Linked DNA regions of Homo sapiens: region 1 is linked to region 2. A link is a loop called in an ENCODE intact Hi-C map of the cell type or tissue named here. Cell type or tissue: psoas muscle. All regions are shown on one strand. Links, peaks and the distances in the headings refer to the core of each region. The heading gives the core; the rest is flanking DNA. Region 1 has its middle 27 kb from the start of LINC01095. Region 2 overlaps TTC29 (tetratricopeptide repeat domain 29).

Region 1 (8,410 bases), core at 341-8,340, 820 kb after region 2:
TGCAGGGGAACCGCTGGAGTTATTCTCCAAATCTTTTTCTTCTTCTTGTTCCTTCCCCACTTCTGCCTGCAGGGTAAAATTGTACTTTTTGGCCCCCTTGAAGTAGTCCTGGACAGGGAGTTTGAGCAAAACTAACATGAGTCATTTCTGGACATTAGTATTTTATATGATCTGAAACCCTGGGCTCACACTTCCCTCTAGAACAGAGACTGGCAAAGTTCAAGATGGTGGCTGTACCATCAGAAATCCTACTCCTAAGTGACTGATGAACAGAGATCTTTGCTAACTCATAATAGACATCTATTGTGAGCAAGAAGTAAAACTGTGCTGTTTGAAGCCATTGAGGCTTAGAGTTATTTGTTACTACAGCATAATTTAGTCTATCCTGACTACTTAGGTGTTCTGACTGAAAAATACCATTTTCAAGCCCCCAGACTCCATTTTATACTAGCCAAACTTGCCTCTTCTTTCTTTGAAGTCTCTTTCCTTAAATCTAAGCATAATTTTAGAATATTGTTAAGCATTACCTGCCATCATTTTCTCATCTCTTGGCATTGCTCTACACTTGAACTTTACCACCATTTCTCCCGTTATATAATAGATTGGAGGTCACATGTGTTTCCTACTTTGAATAATTCATCTCCACAGAATCTCAGTATTTCAGTTAGAACATTTATTTCTTTCATTTTAATATTTTATTATTTTTGTCCTAAATGTATGACCTTAACTGGTTGCCATGCATTTCATTTCTTCTTGCCTTAAATATTTTAAAAGTTTCAAAGCACAAGTATTACTCATAGAGGGCATAACAAAAAATGCTTGGCTTTAGTTCTGTGTTATTTAATTATAACTGTGTGTCACTCAAGGGATTATTTTTCTTATCTTGATTTCTTTCTGCTTTGGCTCTAGTCTTTGTCTTCCTTGGAATATTTTAATCCCTGGCATTCGGCCAGAGTTTCTGTTGCTGGAGGGTGGACTGCACAGCAGTAGGACCTCTGGGCCTCTCTCGACATTAGGGTACCAAGTCTTTTAAAAGTCCCAGAGTTGGTGTTTTTGCACAGTCATGAAGCAAAGGCTGAGGAAAATTTAAAAATTGAGAGTCATGTTTCTTTCATCTGTTACTACTGCACAGAGTATTAGAATAGGTCATTTTTTAATGATAAGAACTAACATATATTCTATATTCCATCACATATGACCAGTAATAGTTTAAGGGCTTTATGTGAATTACCACCACAACTCACGGGAGAGATCCTATTAGTTCCTCATCTCACAGAGAAGACAGCTGAGGGGGTAATTTATCAGTTACTCAGTTCATCTAACCCTTTGGAGGCAGGGAGGGCCCAGCTATAAGGGGCCATCAGGGGGGCATATAGATACAGAAGGTGAGTTGTGGAGGCGGGAAGGCCTCACTCATCTCCACATTCACTCATTTCATTGTTCAAGAGTTGCTTTTCCACTCTGCCGGGGTGAGTGTGGGGTGGCAAATCTGCCGCTCTCCAGCTAGGTGACCTGTTGTCAGCTTTAAATGACTGCACTAAAGAAAAGTTAAAATTACCAACATCATATTTCTCATGATGGCCTTTCCCCCTAAATTCAAACATGCTCGCTGGGTTCAAGACTCAGCCCCTTCAGGGTTTTCCCAAAGGATATACTCACATTAAGCCTATCATGTGTTGGGAATCACGTGTGTAGATCTGACTGGCCCCAGGAGGGGTCCCTTTCTACCCTCTCACCAGCATTTCATTCTCTCTGTCTAGCACCTTCCCGAAGCACCCCCAGCTCCCACCCCCAATCCCTTGTCACCATGGGGAGGCACTGGGATGTGTGGTCCACTTCTTTCTCAGGGTGTAGCCTAATTTTTTGTAAGTGTCTCATGGGCTTAGCAAAACCCTCCTCAGATGGGATTCTCATACCAGCTGCAACAGAAATAACATTTTCTCTGTATCATTATACTCAGGAACTGACTTTTTAACTGAATTATCACCTGAACCTTGACTTTAGAGGCAATACCTAAGAATTATACACATTTGCCCTTAGTTAATTTTAAGAAGATGCCTGAAATAGGAATCCTATAACTCAAACTTAAAGTCTAATAATCTAAAGATAATGAAAAATCATTAATGAAGTATCAGTGACTCAGTTGAGGTCAACTTTGTAGAGACTGAAGATTACAACACTAAAACCAGTGGGGATTCCAAGGTCCAGATTACTGAAATGTTATACCTTTGAACGCCAAGTATCCTGAGTTACCACACAATAAGACAGACGTTCCTCTCTACACACCACAGACATCTCTTACTATTTAAGGCTCCAACTTACAAGGAAAGAATCAGTAGTTAATTTCCTGAAGCCAAGGAATAATTTCCTTTTAAGTTCCTTTATATTTCCTCTTCATTTCTTAACCTTGTAAATCTCTTATCTCCATTTCTTCTTTATTCCAAGGCTGTTAGAGTGTTTCCTTTTCCCACCATTTCTATACTATTATATTATATATCCCACCATTTCTAATGCTAGAGCCATAGCAGCTGACTTCCTTTATCTCCATCTAAGTCCCCATCAAAAGCCATTCATCTACAGGTCAAGTGCAATCTGTTCCTTCGTGATGTTATGGCTTGGTAGGAATCTAGCTATAGCTCTGTGTAGTACAATAAATGGATCGCAGCACAGCCATCCAGTCATTCTTGCTCTCTGCTGGCTGGTTTAAAAATTGACAAGGCTGTACTGATTGAGGAGATTGAAGGCAATGAACTGAATCAACTAGTTTTACTGCACTATAATGTGAGTCAAATGTCTGAATGTGGCCTGCACCTTCTCTTCTTTTTTTATAACCTTCCTTAACATCTGTATATAAAACCAACTTCTTTCTTTGCTTCATGCCTCTCTCCTCACTATTTCCAAAAAAAAGTTCTACCAAATCCCAAACACAATTTTTTATATAATAGTGTGGATCCCTTAAAACATGCCCTTTAGAAAGTGAAAATACTAATCCAAAATAAGACTTGAAAACATATAATTTCAACTTAGTCTTGTTTTTGTGAACTAGACAGTAAAACATCAGGTATGCTATCAGAACCTCAGATATAAATAAAGATATCAAGCTATAGTATTTTAATGCTCTATTTTTGCAGTATTTAGCTCACAATTTCATTTTACCGATGCTAGCCTTAACTTTGAAAAGATGACCTCGGACCACAGTTTCTCTGTCACCATTTAGTGATCCCAGTCAGCTACTGAATCTTAGCTTGGTTTGTGTTCAGTTATCTTCCCGTAAGTCTACTATTCCTCCTGGTCATTTGTTCTCAAGGTCTCTCATACTTGCCACACCAGCTGTTTGTGGGTTAAAAACCCTGGTGAACATAGGCACACTATTTTTGGCTCACATAACTACCTATGCTTGTGCAAAATGTTCATATGAAAATAACCCAATTTTAGAATAGTGTTTAAAATCACCTTTAACAAGCAACCAAGCTTAATTGCTCTACAGCGCCATCTAGTGACACTGAATTTGCATCCCAATCCATCATAAACCCATTGGAGACTGTTTCCTGAAGTTTTTTGGGCCCTAAATGGACAGATCTTCTACATTCTCACAAGTTCCCATTATGCTTAATAAATAGAGTATATCTGACTATAGTCAATGGAAGCAGATTTTTTTCTACTACCAAAGGGTACAATACCTTTTCTTATTTCAAAAATGTATTAAAATTCTTCATTCTTGCTGATCTTTTTCTCTCAAGTTGGATAAATTTCTGCCAGAAATCTAAGAAATTTCTTGGTTTTCATGTCAGATCATATGTATCACTTATGAGTACTAACTGTGTACCAGGTGCTGACTTAAGCACTTTAACATCTATTAACTGAATTGATTTTCACAATGGCCTATCAAAATTGTTGCTCTTAGTACACACATTTTGCATTTGTGCAACAAGGGACAAAGATGCCTCAAGTTACACTGCTAGTAAATACTCTCTGGATAAGTATTCCTTTTACTTTATTAATTCCCCTTTGCAAATCTTATTTCTGGGTAATAAAAAAGGCTGTTCCTAAGTTTTTTAGTAATTCATGAAATCAAACACTATTGGCCTAAAAAGTTAAATGCATCTTGTCTCTCTGAGGTCATGTTGGAGAGAATTAGAGCTCTCTATAGCCATGATGGAGGCTATCATGAGAGATATTTTGTAACTTTGAATGAAGGTCATCTCCAGCCTCGAAGAGTTAGCCACCTGCAGCTGTAGGTGTACCCAAAATTGTAATACACAGCTGAAGACAAAAGGAAACTTTCAAGATTCACCAAAGCAGTAAGGTTTATAATGTGAGGGAGACAGGCCATGAAAGTGATTTTAAAAATCTAAGAAAATTAAAATCATGTTGATTGTATAATACCCTGCCCAAACAGCAATAAGTTGGTTGTAGCAGAACTTGGAAAACAGGACAAGAATTTATGTTTATCCAGAACTACCCAAGGGTTATGGGTCTAGAACCCATAGACGTTTTCCTTAAACAAAGAAGTATGCTCTGTTTTTGGACAAGGAGATTCATTACATTTTCCCTGGCTTGAATGATATGTTTTTCAAGACTGTCTACCTTTCTTTGAATGAATGTCATGCTGACTTAGCAACTGTGCCAGTTACCAATTTCTTGCCTCTCAACTTCAAATCCATCCCTTATTACCTACTCTGTGAGGATGGAGCTGGACCCTGTAAATATTTCTCCTTTGGTATCTGGCATGATGCTCTGTTTGTCAGTGGAGGGTGCAAGAAAGACAGAAGAGGAGGAAGGGGTATATCTTTCTGATTCTGGTCTGTTCTCTTCTCTAGGTTCCTTCTACGTGTGGGGCTTCTCCACTGCCAGGTTCCTGCAGCAAGTAGCAGTCACCAGCACCCAGTGGCCAGCAGCTTCCTCCACCACCTCCTGCTTGACACTGGAGTAAATTCCAAAACATGGCACCACCCTGTGAATAGCTTCCTTGACACCCAAGAAGGTGGGTTTCCAGCAAGTTCTACTGGTGAGGCATTTCAGTGGCTTGTCAGCCATCCTTGAGCCACAGCTGCACTCTCTGCAATAAGATCTGTTTCTTGCTGAGGGCTTTTATCTCAGCCCTAGGAGTAATCTTATATCTGCTATCCTTGTATTCTGTAGAGTAATTTATATTTCTTACTAGTCAATCCATTATTATCCGAATTCTCTATTATAGTTAATAATTCTTTATATTAAACATTCCCTGTTTGAATTACTGTGTGGTTTTTCTCTCCTTTTTGATTGATTTTTCTCTTTTGATTGATTTTTCTCTTTTTTATAGTAAAAATTCCCTGTTTGAAATACTATGTGGGTTTTCTCTGTCACAGTGCTGTTTCATCACGGCTGATAGAGCAGGTATCTTTGTGAAATTCACTCAACTTCCCAAAAACCAAGATTCTTTAAAAAAGAAGTCCCTGAATATGGGGTATAAGTAATCTGTTCATAGTAATATTTACCACTATAACTACGGAATTGGCATACCAGTTTTTACATCAATCCTTTGTAAGTTTAGTTATTTGCTGTTATCTCTCAGCCCAGTCAAATTTGGATGTGCAAACAGAACCAATTCTAGACCTGAAAATCTGAGTACAGACTTGGGACAGGACACTACCATTGAGCTAGACCTCTGTTGGCAGCCATCTGGCTTCTCTAACACCTCTGCTTTACCTCTTGAAATTGCTACGCTTAATGCTACTTTGCTACATTAGGAAAGATATAAATGTACCCAAATGGAAAATATTAGTGATCCAAGAAAGAGCCTTATCTTCTGGTTCATTTTCTTTGTGGTCAGCAGAAGAGGTTAGGATAATATGGTGGTTACTGACAATGAACTTGACCTACTAATAGGTCACAAGCCAGTAGCCATCAATGTGCCATGAAAACAAGTCTTGGGCCTCACTGGACGCTTACAATTTCATTTGATGGACTAGAATTACTCTTCTGCACAAGGTAGAAATATAATCTTAATATTCAACTCCCCAAAGCTTACCAAATTTGGATCACAAAGAGCAAGAAATTAGATGTTGGTCAAAAAGACATTTCTACTTTGAATTTGCAGTATAAAGTTGTTTTTAATCTGCTGTTGCTAGTTTCAAATGAAAGAGTCGAAAATAGACCTTGTCCATATTAGGTCAAGAACTTGATCTCCAAACCACTTTTTTAAACAACTGCCCAGCCTTGCTTACATCAAAGGCACTCTATGCAGATCCAAAGAAAAGCATTTAGAATAGTGTATATTGCTTTACAATAATTATAGAATTTATTCACACAGAGATACAATGATAAAAGAAAGCACTTGTCCATGGAAAGGGATGATTTCTTTCTGCTCCTCTTTCTTGTATATCACCCATCATTGCTAATAAAATCACAGACCTTTAAAACGAAAAAGAACTCATGAACCTACCCTTGATTTCACACATAAATAGAAGGACCTTTAGGTGTTTACCCACCTTACACTTTTAACCAAAGCAATGAAATGCAGAATGCTCTTCAAAACTGTGCAGTACTTATTTTTCTCCTATACATGGTTAGTAAGCTCATTCTCAAACCTGTGAAAACTGCATAAACTGTGCTCCTCTTGTGTGTTCACTAATGGAAAGTGGGATGTTTAATTAAGTACATATGTTCATCCTAATTAGCATTGCTGTTTCTTACCTTTTTAAATACAGGAAACTGCACAACATATATATTGATTTATGTTTTAAATGAGATTTGACTGTTTATTATGTCTATTTGTTACTCAGTTTTAATCTTTTAGGGAACTTCTGCAGATCGATAACCTTATTTATTACATGTTGGTCCTTGTTAGTTTCATTCCCTTTATTTCCATGTTATTGAGAGGTATCCCACTGAAAAATCCTATGTATTATCTATACTATGGACTTTGATTCTCCAAAATCCATCACTTACTTGTGTAGTTAAATGAGAATGGGCTTCACTCATAAAGTTAGATTGTGGGAAATTTCAGAGACTAGGAACTCTTCTGTGCAACTACGGCCTTTTCTGTTCTTTACTTTGATACCTCCTTTCAGGGCCATTGCATGCATACATAGTTGTCCATGTAAATCGTGCTTTCTGGAGTTGTGCAGTGCACAACCTGCATAGCAGTCCTTGGTTATTTAGACTCTTTTCTGCCTGCTCTCTACATATCTTTCTCCTCTCCTCCTTAGTTATAAGAAGCTCTGAGCTTCAGTCTAGAGACAGCATAAAATTGAAAGCAACCAATTTGATCAGCTTGATTTTCAGTTAGCATTTTGTCCCCAAAGTAGCGGAGACTTTTTTATTTTTTATTTTTATTTTATCATTATTATTTTATTTATTTATTTATTTACTTTTTGAGACAGAGTTTCTCTCTTGTTGCCCAGGCTGGAGTGCAATGGAGCAATTTTGACTCACCGCAACCTCTGCCTCCCTAGAGGCAGATTCCCCTGCCTCAGCCTCCTGAGTAGCTGGGATTACAGGCATGCGCTACCATACCTGGCTAATTTTATATTTTTAGTAGAGACGGGGTTTCTCCAATGTTGGTCAGGCTGGTCTTGAGCTCCCGACCTCAGGTGATCCGCCTTCCTTGGCCTCCCAAAGTGCTGGGATTACCAGTGTGAACCATCAGGCTCAGCCTTTTATTTTTATTTTTTACCTTTATTGCTGCTAATGTTGTGACTTTTGAACCTTTCTTTAACAAATTCTCTAGCATGAAAAAAAGAACAAAAAGGGGTAGATACTTGAATTGATGATCTTTTCTGCTAATAGTTCAAGTGGCAGTTTAAAAAAATGAGAACAATTGATTCAGATGAAGTTTCTGGATTTTCCTGAGCTTTCTGATGTCTCCACAGCAAGGATAATTTAAAACTGACCACACAAAACTGTCCTCATTATATTGTTATGAAAGACTACATAAAAATAAATACAGCCAGGTGCAGTAGTACATACCTGTAATAAGCTACTCAGGAAGCTGAAGCAGCATTGACTGAGTTCAGGAGTTTGAGATCAGCCTGGGCAACATAGCAAGACTCCAGCTCAAAAAAAGAAAGAAAGAAAAAGAAAAAGAACACATACACCATGAGAATTCAATCAGCAAGTACTGTCTCAACACAAAAACTTTAACTGATTTCTAGTTTTGCTACAATATAGTTCTTTTAAGCCTGTAAGTGAAAAGATGCTTCACACTTACATGACATTAAAGAGACCATTTTCCCAACCTCCAAAAGTTTAGCCTCTGCTCTAAAGCACTTGTGAAGTACTGCTTATGTGTTTGTGCATGCACACACACATTTAAATACCTGAGACAAGGTAGGGGTTAAAAAAAAAAGAAAGAAAGGTCACAATAAGGGAAACAGGAAAATTATTCTGTCTCATTACAACCACTCAGAGCTTTCTTTTAGTTTAGACA
Region 2 (8,410 bases), core at 207-8,206:
TAAATGTTTAGATAGGTGCAATAAAATTAATATGATATTCAGGAAAACAAGATCTTTATATACAAGATCTTTTATATATACACAGATGTTTTCTAGCCAAAGCATTTTATTATGTTCTGGAAGTTTATCATATACATATAGTCTGTGAAAACTCCTGGCTTCACTGTTCATGTGCGCAGCGCACACTTACTTTGCAACGGTAATTAAAGAGCACATAATATGAAAGATTTATTTACATGACTTACAGTTCGGTAGTTATCTTTTAAGCATTCAAGTTTGATAGGGAAATGTATTCTAATTTTATTTTTAGATAAGGGGAAAATCAAAATATGTTGAGTCAAATGAGGAACTATTTCTATAATAGAAACTTAAAAACCCAAAGAAGAAATGAGATCAACTGCTGCTCTTAAGTAGTCAGAACTTGACATTTCTCTTAAGGTATTTCTCACCCAAGACATATAGAATATATATAATTTCTCACCCAAGACATACAGATTTCTCACCCAAGACATATAGAATATTTATATCTAAAAATATAGAACTGGAGTCATCTTAAGAATCATTTGGTTTCTTTTTAAAAATTTTATCAAAAAAGGGGCTCAAGAGAGTGTAGTTAATGGAGTACCAATGATTGATTTGTAAAAGATAAGTTTTATAAGTGTATATACTTTTTTCTCATGACAAAATATCATTACTTCACTAGAAGACATGCCATAGTAAGAGAAATACACATGCAGTTTTTGTTATTTACCCCTACACTATCTTCCATTACATTACTGAAAAGAGCATGAATAATGTTTTGTTTTCATTTTTAATTTATGTGATTTTTTTCCCTTTGTATTTTAAACGTTATATTTCTCTTAAAAACTTGTCATGTTTACAACTCAATGTATACTATTTTTCTTGCCATTATTTTTAATATGTTTAAAGTATTATAGGGAAATATATGTTTAGAGGGGGCAACATTAGAATATATATGACGAACCTATAGGTGTAAAGAATTGATTGTTTTACCTTTCTCAGAGAAAGCTCCTCATGTAGTTGTTTAGTATGAAAGGTTTTTTCTTGAAAAGGTTAAAAAAGTTCTAATCAACTTTTGTACATTATGTAGAACTTCATTTTCTAAACTCTGCAAAAGAAAGTTTCATATTTAATGGGGAATCATGAATTATTCCATTTATTATCTACTTCCTCCTTTCAAAGACATGATCTGGATAAAAGGCGGGGTGAATAATTTCAAAAAATACAATACATTTTTAATGGGAAGGTGCAAACTACAGATTCTCATGACTATTAGCAAGTGTAGAGGAAACAGAATTTTACTTGCAAAACTTGTCAAATTCTTGCAAAGATAAAATGTATGACATACTTTAGTAAAAAAAAATGCAGTGAGCTGAAGTTTTCTTTATAATGCAACTTGTTTTTACTAAGTTTGTTCTTTATATTCTCCAGCTTTTCATTTTTAATAAAAGTTTGATATTTCCCTGAATGTATATGGGAAGTTGATAGTTCTTTTATTTATAATGCTGTGTAGAAAACTAAAAGAAAATTTTAAATGATGTTATTTGAGAAAAAGTTTTCCAAACAATAAAATTTCAAAAAATGTGGAGGGTATCATAGAATTATGTTTCAAAAAACAGAGTGTCAGTGTGAAGATGGGTGGTTTTAAAAAGAAGAACACAACAGAGTGAATATCATATTCTATGGAGTTTTTTGTTAATAGAAATTATAAATACAAATTTAGACAAAAATGATCATTTGATGAGTGAGTATGATGATATTTACATGTATATTTAGTCCACTCTTTGTAGTCCTGTGATATGAAGCTCATTTTTTGTTTCCCTCCTCTTTTCCTCATGTTTCTTCTTGTTATATTAGGACACATAATACACCAGAATTGTATTACTTATTTGAATTTATTTTGTATCATTATAACTCAATTTAAAAGCTAAGATTATTTCCAGGGTTTATTTTTCAGCTTAGGTTTAACTGGTTTTTCTATAGTAGAGAAGTACAGTGTAATCTGAAAGAAAAGAACAAGAATCCATATGATTTGCTGCAGTTAGCCAAAGGTGTTTGGAGTCGTGTTGTAATCCTGGCTTGAAAATACTGTCCCTGAAAAATTCTCCTTTAACACTCATTTAATATCTTTCCATGTGGAATCTTTGGCTTAAAATTTTTCTACACAAATTATTTTGTATAAAGTTTGAATTTCTCAAAGGAGTTTGGAAGTAATAAGACTTTTATCAAAATTGCATATGTAATTAACCTCATATAAGGAGCTTTTCTTCCAATCCTTTTTTACCAGACTACTAGAGAAGTTTTCATTAAAGGCAGTTACTTTTTGTGAGATCAACAAATGTTTCTAAAACAAACAGTATTTTTTTAAGTCTTAAAAATGTGTATGTTTGAGGTTTTTCGATAAAGAAAATGAATGATGCTGAAGTGCTGTGCGACAGCTACCGTGGGTAACTATTTTGGTAATACTTTCTATTGTCTGATGAATAGTTTATCCATTCCTGGTTGATAACAATTACTGTACTTGAAATATTTGATTAAATGGGAATCACTTGAATAAATAACTTTGAGCAAGTGGGCACATAAAAAATGCCTTTATGTTATTAAGGAAATTATCTAAAGTTATTGTAAAGATTATAGTCCTGTACTATTTGCTAAATAAGCATGCTTTCCTCTGATATTTGTTAATAATCATCAATGAAAATATAGTTTGGTTTATAAACATTTGTTGATCTCACAAAAAGTGACTGCCTTTAATGCAAAACATCAGTTCTATCAAAATAGAATCTGTGAAATAATTTCTGTCCCATTCTACACAAATATTTCATAACTTCTAAAATATAATCACCCATGTTGAAATGAATTCTTATCAGGCTATTGAGAGAATCTTTACTGATCAAATTTTTAGATATTTTTATTATTCGTTGAGTTATATTAGTGATAGTACTATTTACAAAATGCCAGAGGATAAACTTTATTCCTTAATTATTACTAGTTTTTTTCTTAAAAAATAAAGGTTGAACTTAGGTTAGTTTTTTCAAAATAGCATTTTTCAATTTGTATATATACTTTTAAAATGTTGAAATTCTGACTATGCTTTTCTTTATTATTAATAGATAAAAAATCCAAAAATACAAAGCAAAACTTGCATATGTAACAGTTTCGTCTAAAGTTCAAATTAGTAAACGCGTAACTGTTTTGATAATCACATAAAAATTCTATTCCATAAAATGTTCTGGGGGGCAGATTTTATTTATGTATTTAAAATTGTTAAATTGGCCTATCTACCTAAATTGAGTCTAAATCAAAACTGAAACAGAATGCTATATTAATATTTATATTCTGACTTTTTGGTAATATTTTTATATTGCTTAATTTTTTCAGTTCATATAATAAAAGATGAAATCATTTATTTGGATAGCAATTCTAAGAAATTTTTAGAAAAATTATAAATTAATATATTGCATTAGACAATCTCTTTGGAATGAAGCTAAAATGTTATGTGACTCTTTACAAGGAGAATTTTATATAATTTTTATATATAATTTTATATAAATTGTGTATCATATAATTTAATATAAGTAATATAATATAAAATTTATATAATGCATAATTTTATATAAATATATAATATATAATTTATATAATATCTAATTATATATTATAAATAATATATAATGTATATAATATCTAATTGCATTTTATAAAAATTACATATAAATTATATAAATTTTACAGCAATATATAAAATATATAATGGTAAAATATAAGCATATCACAATATTTATACTTTCAAATTATATTTTTAATCTCTCAAAGTGAATATGGTCTATAAATTCTGCAAAAAAATCAAGATCATTATAATGGCTGTGATATTTAAATTATATGATTAGTCATAACATAATATTATAAAAAGAGCTTTTTAATTAAAATATGTTAAATTATAATACATTGAAATGATTGTATTGTGTTCATTATATGTTCAATATTCTTTAAGGAGGTTCTGAAATGTTTAGAGGACATTAATAACAATGTTCATTTTAATGATGAATTCTAGTTGTAATGACTATAATGAAAAATTCTTCTGATCCAAGTATAATAAATTCTACTTTTTGAGATGTTAACATGTAATAATTAAATTAAATCATATAGAAAATAAGCAGTAGTCATATTATTTATGATTGGTGGATGTATGAGATACAAAATGATTTGTTTTAGAGAATCCATCATAATTTAAAAGTGCTTTATATATATATTTTATTTGGATTAATAAAAATTTCTCATTAAATATGTGAATGTTTAAGTATAAAATATTTTTCTAATTTTTCCAAAAATAAGAATTGGATGCTTTGAAAACTGTTAATCTATGGTATGCCACCTGCCCTATTTACATTTTTAACAGTTGAATATTTGTTAACTGATCTCATAGACAGCTACATGTTTTGCTGTTACCAGATGGATGAGATAGAATACCATGCATAACTTTACATTTATCTTCTTTGTCAACTTATTTGCATATCAATTAAAATAATATCTGTATTAGGATGGATAGTGAAAGTTACCAAATTTACATGATGTAACTGCAGTTTGCTAAATTTCCAGTAGATGCCCCCAGAGACCAGTCAACTCATTGGAAATCATGTAAATTTAAAGACCTTTTTATATTGAAACTTCTTTCTTGCTATATTTTGAAGTGCATGGAAAATAAATTAAGAATTCTAAAAATCTTAACTCACTAATCTTTCTTACAAAATACATATATGGCTGTTGGTAGCCCAATTCTTAATCATTGCTAATCAATACTATGACTAATAATTGTGAACAACCTAAGCATTAAGAAAAATGCTTTCAGTTTTCATTATAATTCTATATGGCTTTAAAGTAAAAAGTCATTTTAAACACTCTCAAATTTTTTGTCTTTTTAACTTCTCTCTCTTTATACATTTATATGGCTAGGAAAATGCTATATTGTTATTTTAGCTTTTGGGAAAAAATAGCATTTTTACCAAAAACTATAAAACATAAACAACTCATATAATTTTTATCAGTTAGTAGGTGTATGTCAAGAAATGACTTTTTAAATTCTGATTACGATATACATAATATCTATCTACACCGAAAAAGATAGGTAAGAATAGTGATTCACTTTATTCCAAGGAAATTATATTAACTGAAGCTATTTAAGTATTAATTTAAGTCAATGTAATTATCCCGTAGGTGATTCCAGTAACATTTATCCCTACCATATGAATGTAAAACTGTTATAACTGACACATGGATAACCCACTCGTGACTTATAAATATTAACTTAATGAAATAAAAGTATTATCCTGACTTTTGATTAGATGTTACATATCTTTTGATTTTATCTTTGTCAGATTAAATGAAAATTTTATGATCTTGTTTTAAAGTACGGTTTTTTTATTGAACCGCTTTTGAAATATTTCACTGACTGTAAAGCTTCATCTTGATTCCATAATTCAGTTTATCCTATGAAAAAAATATGTTAAATATATCAGTCATATAATTGAATATACAATAATGCCTTTGATTTTAAAAATTCACCTAATAACTTATACAAAGACCTACTTAGGTGGTTTTATATTACTTGTTAGATTTATTAGTTTAGGTGCAGAGAAAGTAAAATAAATTGTAATTTCTATTCATTGCATCTATTCATCTTTTTTATATTTATAGAAGTATATGCTTTTTATCCTTTTAAATGTTTGTCTTTGTCAGTGTTTTTCCCGTTAGAGTTTACACCCTTGAGTGGGAACCATATCCATTTAATTTGCTCTTCCTGGATGCTGCTGGCTGTCTGCTCTCTCCTTTTAAAGAGAAGGATTTTCTGGGGGAGTCACAAAATGATACTGATCTCTGTCTCCAACCCAACCTAAACATGGATTGCCATGGATAAAGAGAATGGCTTACCAATTGAAAGATTGCATCATAATTGTCAAATAACATCAAATTCCTAATCAATGCAATAAATAAAACATTGTGTGGAGGAGGAGAAGAAGAAAAAGCAACAATACATGATATAATAGGAGGCAATGTAGGGAAATGGGAAGAATTCAGAATTTGCAACCAGAGGGAGCTGGGTGTGAATTCCAACTCTGCCATTTACTATTAATAACTTGTATGGCTTTGGGCAATTCACAACCTCACTGAAGACAGGTTTTTTAATTTGTAAAAATTGAAGTAGTTCTTTATACAGTTATTGTGCCAGTTAGAAATGATGTCTACACAGTGCCTGACACATTGTGGGTGTTCTATAAATAGTAGCTATTCAAAATAGTTTAAGGCAGAATTTTAAAACACTATAATATCTCCATGGCTGTTTAGCAGTAAATTCTCCATTTCCCAGCATCTCTATATATTCACCTGCTGTGGAGTTATGCCATATTGTTCAGCTCTGCTTTCTGTCAGTCTCTAGATTTTTTAAATCTCTGCATTTTTTTAGGGAGATGTTGATGTGAATTCAAAACAATTAACAACATCTCCATTGAATGAATAATGCCCTTAAATGGCAATAAAACCCATATGAAATGCTTGACTACTTAATTTCATTCTCAAATGCATTCTCAAGCTGCATCCCTTATCTCGTTGCAGCCCCAAGTATCTGCAGTGGCAAAGATCTTCCTCAGGATACATTCAGCATGTCCACGAATGTGACAACTTTTGCTTCTGTGAATGGCACGTTTTTTTCCTGTCAGATGAACTCTCCTCATATTTCCTAATATTAAATCTCTCCATAAATTTTACCAGCATTCTCTATTTTCATCCAGTATCATGGCATCAGTTCAAGAAGATTTTTCTTTTTCTGATGCTTAAAAACAGCATCTGTTAATTTAGACTAATATTCATAAAAGTTTTTTAATGTGTAAATGAAACCAAAGCCTAAAAAGTTTATGGCCAAATGAAATAATGATTAAGCGAATAAATCTGAGTTTTGTTTATATTTCTATTTGTGTTTAAAACAATTCTCTTTCATACAGCAAGTGAACTTGGGCTATGGTTCTCTGTTATGAAATTTAAAACCTGAGAAATTCAAATCTAATGGTAGAGATTGACATTCCTTTTTTTTAGATAGCCGATTTATTTTAATAAAAGAAGATTTTCTGGTTAAAAGAAATAATTTGCAATAACTATGAAGGTTTAGATAGGAACCTATTTATTAAACCACTATAATTGTCTTTTCTTGCTCTCAAATATTAGCAATGAGGCTTAAACAGTAGCATATTTGTATGCATAGGTATGTGCGCATGTGTGTAAAAAATAGAGATGATACCAGCATAGTTCTATATGCATATTTAAATACATTTCTATTTGTAACATCATCTGTAAAGAATGATCTTTTTTAAAAATGTACTAGAAATTTTAAAAATTGATATCAGTTATATATCACAGATGTTTGAAGCTGAAAGGCATTGTGGAAATGATTGTCCAACCCCTTCTGAATCACTTAGTGTTCTTTGGTCACAGACAGCAGAAATGGATTCTGACTAAATCAAGTGGAAATGATTTTATTGAAAGGTTATGGTGGAATTTAGAGGAGAACCCAGATCAGAAGAAAAAGACCAGACCCAGCCCTCTCAAATGGACGTAGTTAGCAGGAACTACGAGAGAATCTTGTCAAGATTCTTCCAGATTGATTGAGCACCAGCAACCTCCTACACCTTTATGTTGCTTGCCTCTGGTTTCAGAATTTTGGGAGAGAGACCAGTTGGCCTAATTTGGGTCAATAACCCACTCCTTGGCTAGGGAGTCCCTGAATTTCCATGCCACCAAGACTACACACAACGTGGGATTGGTTATTTCTGAAATACTTTTAGAATGTGCCTCCTGTGGACGTGGAGCTAGATGCTGGGTGGACCAAATCCAGCAAAAGCACCTTCATCTTCCAGGTGGGGAAAATGAGGCCCAGAGTGATTTTTCTGGATTTCTGACCCTGTTGTGATTAGAACTGAGACAGCCTTCTAACTGCCCTATCTAGCATTTATTTGTATCATTTATGGTCAATTTTAATTTTTATCTATTTATAATTTTCTTCATTTTGGCCCCCAAATGTTTTCTTCACTCCTAGGAAGATCGGCTGGCCGCCAGTGCATACACATACAAAGGTGGCATTGCTTGTGTGAGCAAGATTACAACCCCTTGTCCTCTCAGGCCTCCTATGTCACCCCCCAAACTGCCTTCTAGGGTAACACGTGGAGGTCCCCTCAGGCTCCTGAAACTCCAGTTATCTGAACCTTAACTCATTATCTTTCCCCAAACCTGTTCATCCTTTCGTGTTCCCCTCTTCAGCAAATTACTAATTACCCATTACCCAATCCCAAAACCTGGTTGTTATCCTTGCTCCTCCCTTTCCTTCACCCTTGATATCCTTTGA

Evidence for each region. Peaks named below come from ENCODE experiments on the same cell type or tissue, not always from the same donor. Only the 100,000 strongest peaks of a DNase experiment are listed, where the experiment ranks them.
Region 1: a loop joins it to region 2, with 8 times the contacts of the local background. A loop is called at or near these places in 25 of 110 quality-filtered maps.

What each region holds. Positions count from the first base shown.
Region 1 is chr4:146,090,379-146,098,788 of GRCh38, reverse strand. No RefSeq gene overlaps it. Among named protein-coding and RNA genes, the nearest start is that of LINC01095, 27 kb to the left of the region's middle. In psoas muscle, for the core only: a CTCF peak has its summit at 3,484 (motif pointing left); no DNase peak of the experiment used is centred there.
Region 2 is chr4:146,912,883-146,921,292 of GRCh38, reverse strand. All of the region lies in intron 4 of TTC29 (tetratricopeptide repeat domain 29), which reads left to right. Among named protein-coding and RNA genes, the nearest start is that of TTC29-AS1, 17 kb to the left of the region's middle. In psoas muscle, for the core only: a CTCF peak has its summit at 4,622; no DNase peak of the experiment used is centred there.